Regions from separate parts of the Homo sapiens genome. Here region 1 is linked to region 2. The links are chromatin contacts, found by Hi-C or POLR2A ChIA-PET in ENCODE. All regions are on one chromosome and are shown on one strand. The core of a region is the stretch at or near the end of the contact, and the rest is flanking DNA. Distances in the headings are between cores, read along the strand shown.

What was found. A loop is a pair of places that touch in the nucleus more often than their neighbours do. ChIA-PET counts read pairs that join two places held with the same protein, here RNA polymerase II (POLR2A). Pooled maps may share reads with other maps.
Region 1: a loop to region 2 is called in a map of B cell, with 4 times the contacts of the local background. The contact joins two enhancer-like sites. A Hi-C loop is called at or near these places in 1 of 168 maps with a recorded cell type or tissue (B cell), 13 of 37 single-sample maps with no recorded cell type and 7 of 50 pooled maps. POLR2A ChIA-PET finds 5 or more read pairs at or near these places in 2 of 52 experiments (GM12878 and OCI-LY7).

Annotation. Positions count from the first base shown.
Region 1 is chr12:40,260,391-40,264,444 of GRCh38, forward strand. LRRK2 (leucine rich repeat kinase 2) reads left to right here. Exons shown (of 51, transcript NM_198578.4): 14 at 3,399-3,511. Among named protein-coding and RNA genes, the nearest start is that of LRRK2, 37 kb to the left of the region's middle. Within about 2 kb of position 2,286, at least 2 of the 41 ENCODE cell types and tissues checked have a DNase peak (open chromatin) inside an H3K27ac peak, as active enhancers do; they include B cell and OCI-LY7, where a contact is called at or near this core.
Region 2 is chr12:40,191,547-40,195,614 of GRCh38, forward strand. The region is part of intron 1 of LRRK2-DT (LRRK2 divergent transcript); the gene reads right to left. Among named protein-coding and RNA genes, the nearest start is that of LRRK2-DT, 30 kb to the right of the region's middle. Within about 2 kb of position 1,270, at least 4 of the 41 ENCODE cell types and tissues checked have a DNase peak (open chromatin) inside an H3K27ac peak, as active enhancers do; they include B cell and OCI-LY7, where a contact is called at or near this core.

The DNA.
Region 1 (4,054 bases), core at 1,036-3,535, 70 kb after region 2:
TATTTGAGGTGGAAGGGTAGATAGAGCTGGCCTGGTAGAAAGGCCAAGGAAGACATTTCAAGCAGAAGAAAGTGCACATGGTCGGGGGTGAGTGAGGCATGGAGGATAAGGAGAGGAGTGCTTGGGGATGAGTGTGGAAGGAAAGGCTGAGGCCCAAAGAAAAGGGCCTTGAATGCAGTGCTAAAAATTTTTTGCCTTTTAAAAATGGAAGCCAACCCAAGTTTATTAAAATTGTTTGCAGATTGTAGTGTCACACCGAAATTTGCAACTAAAGACAATAGCATTGTGGTGCAGAGGATGATAGACAGGGAGAGAGACTAGATACAAGGAGATTGGGTTGGAGGTCCATGGTAGTCAAGTGAGACCCAGTGAAGGGACCCAGCAATGGAAACACAGATGAGAGGGCAGATTGGACAGATGGTTGGGAGATCTGTTTGATGTGACATCGTGATCCCTAAGTATGAGGGATGATACTTTGTTCTGTGAAGTTCCCAATCTTTTGAAGTCATTTTTGCTTTGTTCTTTTAAAATGAAATCTTCCTAAATCTATCATTTTCTCTAGTTATATAGGTATTTTGTTTCTCTGTATAAGAGTATTACTCAATATAAAAGTTTTTTCAAGGACAGAGCTTTCTTCAGTCATTTTTTTCTGGGCCCCCCAGTCCTCTGGTGGCTATTCAATCAGTATTTTAAAAATTGAATCATGGTGTCCTATTCATAGTTTCAGCTTAGTTTTGAGACGTAATGTAACAGATGTAATTTTACTTGAAAATATTATTGCATGTTTTATTGAATTTTATTTTTAGATTGTAATTAAAAACAATAAAAATGCCTTTTGATTATCCTTAAAGTTGACAGCCTTATTCTTTTGAGGGAGGTTTTGGGTTTTAAAGATAACCAAAGGACACTCAAAAACCGTTTCTGTTAGTTAATAAAATAATACTCTTTTAGTCCAAAAGCAAGTTTTGAATACAGTATTTCTTTTCTTTTATTGTTCTTAAACTGATCCTGAAGGAAAATTGTTAGTTAACAATCAATCAGATGTATTATGGGTGCCCTTGAAAATAATCACTTGAGGACTGTACTTAATGTAAAAAAATACATTTTATAAGCATATCAGTATGTAAGTACATTCTTCTAGTAGGTAAAGGCTTAATCATTTACTGTATGCTAACATATTATACTACCACAGTACACCATACTGTACTGTACCCAACGTAATGTACCATGCCGTGCAGTACCGTATCATTCTAGGTATCAACAAGTAACTATGGTAGCAATACTCCAGTAGTTTTGAGGTTGAATATGATTCTGGTTTGAACATGTTAAGTTGAGGTTCTTATGAGATACCTAGGTGTACATGTATTCATTTATTAGCTAGATTATATTCAGGTTTTTTAGTGGCAAAGATGTACATTATGGCAAATGTGTATAATTTAGGGTCCAATTAAGGATAGCATATTGCATCTAGTGCATATATCTTAAGTTTCTTTCAATCTATTACTGTACTTTTTCTCTTCTACTTTATAATAACTTGTTATATAGACATTGAGCTGGTTGCTTTAAGAAAATAATAATGAAGACCCAGTTACTTTAATAAAATATCATTTGACTTGTTTCTTGAGTTACTGCTAGTTTTAGAGGAAATAATGTGAAATTCTTTAAGAAGGGATATAGGCAAATTGGGAAGTATATAGAGGAGAGTGATTAGGGAGATAAAAGCACATCAAAAAGAGCAATAAGAGGAACTGAGATTGTTTTATTTGAAGAAGAGATGACTCAAAGGGATATGAAACTCTATTCAAATCTACTTACTTATAACCAGTAACAGTAATAATACCAAACAATATGGAGGACTTAAAAAGTATTAGGCATTGTTTGAAGTATTTTAAGTATATTATCTCTTCTGATTCTAACAGCACTCCATGAGGCAGATATTATTATTATTATTATTTTGGTATTGTATGGACTACAAAACTGAGGCATAGAATTGTAGAGATTTTTAAGGTCAGGCCTGATATAACAGCACCAGATTTTCAGCTTATGCAGGCTGACTCCAGAGTAGGCATTTTAAAATAAATATTTGTGCAACAATCTTGTCCTGAACAACTGTTGTATTTAAAGCACTATGTCTAGAATCCTTAAGGTATCGGGAGATGATGAGATTATGGATACTGCTCTCAAAAAAATTTACAGTCCACACGACCTAAAGGACTGTTATGTAGAAAGGAAATTATATCCATTTGAATAGTAGGACCTCAAGTGATAGAACAAAGACTGGAGAAGAAATTTACAGGAATGTTCATTTGGTCTTAATTTAAGGAAGATGTTAAATAAGACCCATTACATGTAGCATGATGTTTTTACTACTCAGGCCAGTTTTAGTGGTCACATCTTCTTAAGGTGTAATAGGCAGCCTCAGAAGTTACTGTGGTCTTGCTCACTGGAAATGATACACAGACAGTTTAAGGGACTTGCCCCAGACCACACGGCAAGAGGTGAATGTCAGAACCTCTTTGAGTACATTTTAAAATAAGGACTGAAAGTTGGAGGAGGGTGGTTATCAAGGCTGCCTTCCTTACCATAGTATTCCCAGCATTAACAAAATCCTTGGCATGTAATTGGAATTCAGATGCTTCTTAAATAAATGAAAAGCCTGTTGTAGCCAGCTTACAGTTTGCATTAATGCAGATTATTAAAGTGGAAGATCATAAATGATTTTTTATTAATATTTATGTCTATAATCTTAGGTTTGGAAAACATTATTCATTCATAATAATTTTAATTATATGTTACATTACCACATTTTTGACTTGTAGTGTTTTTAGCATAGTTCAGCTACAGTGTAGCTTAATAAAGAATATGATTTTTTAAAATAGCAATGCTATTATATAGCCTTTACAGAACTTCTAAAAAATGACATGTTCTCTACCACCTTAATACTGAAACTCAAATCTTATTTTTTGCTACGATTATTCCAGCTACTCTTTTTTGTCTATATTTCATTTCTGCCTTTTTATGTTGTGGTCCAAGTAACTCTGAGCTTTTCTCATGTTGTCCATTGTTGCATAAAAATCTTCCAGCATCTTAAAGCACAGCCTACTCACACAAAAAAGTGATTGTTTGCTACAGAAAATTTCTTCACCATCGTAATTTTTTGCTACTTCAAATTCAGTAAGCATTCTTACACATTATATTTATTTTATATTCAGTGATGAACTATTTTTATAGATTCCTTAAAATTTCTGGTTATTTATTTGATAAGGAAACATGTACTAGAAAAAAGTACAACACATATATTGTGAGATTAATTATGACAATTTCTAGAAAGTAACAGTCTGTTCAACTCAAATGTTTATAAGAAAATTCTTTCTTTATTTATTTATCTGTGCATTTAGGCATGCCAGAAGAATCCAGGGAGGATACAGAATTTCATCATAAGCTAAATATGGTTAAAAAACAGTGTTTCAAGAATGATATTCACAAACTGGTCCTAGCAGCTTTGAACAGGGTATGTTGAATATAAGTTTTCTGTATTTATACTATTAACTAAAATATTAAATTTGGAGAACTAGGGGCGCTTTTTCAGTCTAAGTTTTCTGTTCTCCGTTTGCTATGATAGGAGGAAGTCATGTGGTTAGAGACATAAGATGACAGTGGGGATGTGGGAAGTGAAAAGATATGTACTAAGCTAAGTCCAGCTAAGTGTATTATCAATTATAGATGTAGGCAAGATTCTTTTGATTGCCAGTAACATAAATCCACTCTAGTTTGCTCAACCAGAAAGAGAACCAAAGAGCCATATATGCAGCTAGACCTTGTGAGTCATGCTGGGTACTATGGCTGCTGTTTTCTCTTTCTGTCCTCTGGCTACTTGTCTTTCTTTTCTGGTCTCATAGTATATGGTTTAGCCCATGAAGACATACCAGTGTTAACAGTAAAGTCTTCGGCTGGGCACAGTGGCCCACACCTGTAATCCCAGCACTTTGGGAGGCTGAGGTGGGTGGATCACGAGGTCAGGAGTTCGAGAGCAACCTGGCCAACATGGTGAAAC
Region 2 (4,068 bases), core at 20-2,519:
AAGCTATCCTTGTCCATTCCTTGGTGTAGACTGAACTAACTTTGGGAGGAATTTATAGTTTAGCTTTAAAAACAGGCAATAACAAACTTTACTGCCTGTGGACTAGACCGCCTAAAGCCACAAGATTAGAAGTTATGATAATCTTATTAAATTCAAGATGTAGCTATTTTTAATAAACCAATATTAATGTCTTATTTAATTAAAGATTACACAAGCAAAGATCATTCTGTTTTGGCCTGGATTTATAGTTTTGTAACCTCTATGCCAAATTTTGACACCTTGGAGTACTTGTCAGGGATAAGTATAAAATTGCTTGACTAATAAATGCTAACAAAAATGTATACTGTCAAATTCTTATGACATTTCTAATATTATTTTACCAATAATTTTAAAGCCAGCTTATTTATTAAAGATTTTACTTAAGTAATATGAAGTTGAAAAAGCATTTTACTAGTCTTTTGTTTAGTATCTGATTTTAATTCCTTTTTTGTTAAGCCAATTAATTACAGCTCTTTTATATATTTTTAGTAGTGAAACATTGTATACACAACACATAAATATATAGAAGTATTAGGCATGCCAGTAGAAGTACATCTTATAGATTCATAAAGACTTCTTTCTTTTCCTTTTTTAAAAAAACCTTACCCTAGGCCATTGTCAGCTAAATAGCCTTAAATTTGCATATTAAAGGAAACAACTCCTTTAATCAGATAACAAAATTTACGTCATAAGGTATGAAGAGAAAGTCTGGTGAGCTAGAGGAAAATTAAAACGGATTTAATGGCTGATTAAACATAAAATTATAGAAGTCTATTATAAAGGCCCTCAAATGTATACACATACACATATGCATATACACATACACACACGAAGATTCTATAGCTTTTACCTCAGTACTCTAGCCTTTTGATACATACACATTAGCCAGCTTGCAAAAATAAAAAAATTAAAAAAAGAATACCTGTTAGATCCAAACAGCTGTTTTTATCTCAGTAGAAAAGTAACAGCAGATTTAAAGCAGGCAGAAATGAAAATGGAGATAAAGGGAACCTAGGAACTCTATAGTTTGCAGGTTGACCTCAGGGCACTTTTTCATTAATGTAAATGTACACAAAGACCATATTACTTTCATTTTATTCTGGCAAGTAGAAGTGCCATAAAACCTACATAGTGCTTGAAAGCAGGTCATTCTCCTTGTTTTCTCCTAATTCTTAGATTATCTGTTTCCTGCTTTTCTTTTTTTTTTTTTTTGGTCTTAAAAGGAGGAAATGAGCTGTGGCCTGGGGTTTTTGTGTGGTGGATTGATGCATGCTGCTTGTAGGCAGGACTCCATAGTGTGTCACCACTGAATTGTTTCCACCCCTTATGTGTCTCAGTTTCTCTCTCTTTTGAGACCTCTGAGAGGGCTCAAAATGCCGGGTGATCAGCCCTTATATGTGTTTCCTGGATGAGCCATTTTTAAAATTAATTTTTGTTGGGGATTTTCCTGCAGGGCCATTGCATGTCATAGGGGTCAACCCCTCAGACACTCTCACGAAGGCCCCCGTCACCCATGGGTGCCTTTCGGCTGGGAGGCCTTTTCTTTTCAGAACTGAGAAAACTCTGTCTCTTATTTACCTATGAAAACAACAGTTCAGTTCCTCATGCAAATGCACACAGACGAACCGAATTGAGATTATTTTGGGAGAAAAAGCAATAAAGAAAACCCTTTAGAATGCGTCTCCGAACTAGAATTAGGATCCTTAAGCAAATAACTTCCTAGGCAAGAAAGGAAATAAAGACAGCCAAGACCAGGTCCTGTAAACTGTATTCAGCTGCTTGTAAATTTGTAGCTGTCATTCGACATTATACACACCAACATCAAATCCTCTCACAGTGCAAGGTTATCTCTGGTATTCCCAAATCCATAGAGGTCAGGTCATGCAATACAGGAAAACAGAGCTTTAGACCAAAGAAGAATCTGCCCATGGCTCTTAAAACTCCCCAAAGAAAACAGAACACCCAAAAGGCCAAAAGGGGTGAGTGGCACCTTTGTTTTGAATTCTTTAAAGGAGTTCAAGTCATTAGAAGCCTTCTCTAGATTTTTTTGGTATTGCAGGAAGCAAACATAAAAACCAAGTGCACGTTTTTTTTGTTGTTGTTTTTTGTTTTTTTAATTCTCTTTTGCAGCTGTAAGGAATTTGGGCCAGATTAGAGAAACCTTGTTACCTATAATTTTGAATTCTTACTCTTATTTGACCAAGTCAGGTAGAGTTGATCAAATCTGATGGGAGAAAGACCAGAACAACCAACAACAACAACAACAACAACAACAACAACAAAACTCCAACAATATGATCAATGAGTGCTCTAATGGTAAGGAGAAATTAAGACCAGCTGGTTGTTAAACTTTAGTCAAGACAAAAACTCCCATGCGGCTGCTTACCTAGGGATGGGTCTCAGGCTGAAGAATGCTTTCTACCATTCTAGAAGTAGGAAAAAACTCATCTTCCCTGCTGGGAGCGAGCTCAAACTCCATAAAGGAGTTACCTGCCTTCCATCGTCGTCGTCATCGTCATGGAAACAGGAAATCTTGTCTTCCTGGTTGAAAGCCAGTAAAACTCCAAAAAATGGAGTTGTACAGCAAAATAAACTTTAGATCTCGACCAAATTTGGGGAGATAAGGGATTCTCTGGAGGTGCTGCTCCCAGACCTCAGCAAATTGTCCTGTTGTTTTGAGCCATAGAGTTAGCTGATGTTGGCACCAAGCACTGAAAGGAGATTTGTCAGATGTAAACCCTGAAAATCTGAGACAGGTCTCAGTTAATTTAGATAGTTTAGTTTGCCAAGGTTGAGGACACACACCTATGACACAGCCCCTGGAAGTCCTGACAACATGTGTCTAAGGTGGTCAGAGCAGAGCTTGGTTTTATACATTTTAGGGAGGATGAGACATCAATTGACACATGTAAAATGAACACTGATTTGGTCCAGAAAGGCGGGACAATTTGAAGCAAAAAAGCTGGACAACTCAAAGTGGGGACAGGCTTCAGGGCACAGGTAGCTGAGAGACAAACAGTCACATTCTTTTGAGTTTCTGATTAGCCTCTCCAAAGAAGGCAATCAGATATGCATTTATCTCAGTGAGCAGAGGGATGACTTTGAATAGAATGGGAGGCAGGTATGCCCTAAACAGTTCTCAGCTTGAATTTTCCCTTTAGCTTAGTGATTTTGGGGGCCCAAGATATTTTCCTTTCACAGTGATAATGTTCCATCAGTCTGTCCTTTCCTATTCTAAAACTTGGTGGTCTGGTGAAGAAGTTTACCTGTGTCCTATCTACATCCATCGTCATATTATGCTCTTTGACTTTACCTTATTTCATCTGTTCAGACTAAACAGTCATAAGTATTTGCTCCTATAGAAGCAACTTTGTCTCCTATGCTACTTTAGTATTCTCCTTTGATCCGCTCCAGATTTGTTAAGTCATCTTTAAAGTTTCTTCACCCAGAACTTCTTTTGACTTCCTTTGAGACAATGTGGATACTAAAGAAACTAAGCTAGACAACCTGCCTGTTTCACAATTTCCTTCCTTTCTGAAAAATAACTGGTGTTTTATTGATTCTTTTGACCAAATAATACCCTATACTGATGTTTTGAAGGCCTAATTATGCTCCTGTCTTTGCTAGTTACAGTCTTTGTCTTATTAATAGCGTATGGATTATTTTTCCCTCAATAGGTTATGTTGCTTTTTTCCCAGTTGAACCTTATTTATTATTTTGAGGCCCGGCTGCATTGCCCAATCTGCAAATACTGTTCTTGCTACCTCTTGGGCACCACCACACTCTCAAGTACAATATAAGACAGGAGGAACAGAACACACTGCTTCCATCAAAGTAAATCATGCTTTTTCATCTTCTTCCTACTTCATGCTCAGGAACATAAATCTCAGTAGAATCTCTAGAGGGCCTATCCCATAATGTAAGCTCTAGGGCTTAACCACTGATATGTACAAGGTTAGTAAATGAAGCCTATGGTTCTGCGACCAGACTGGGGATGTTATCTGGGTGGCTTTGACCCCAGTACATCAG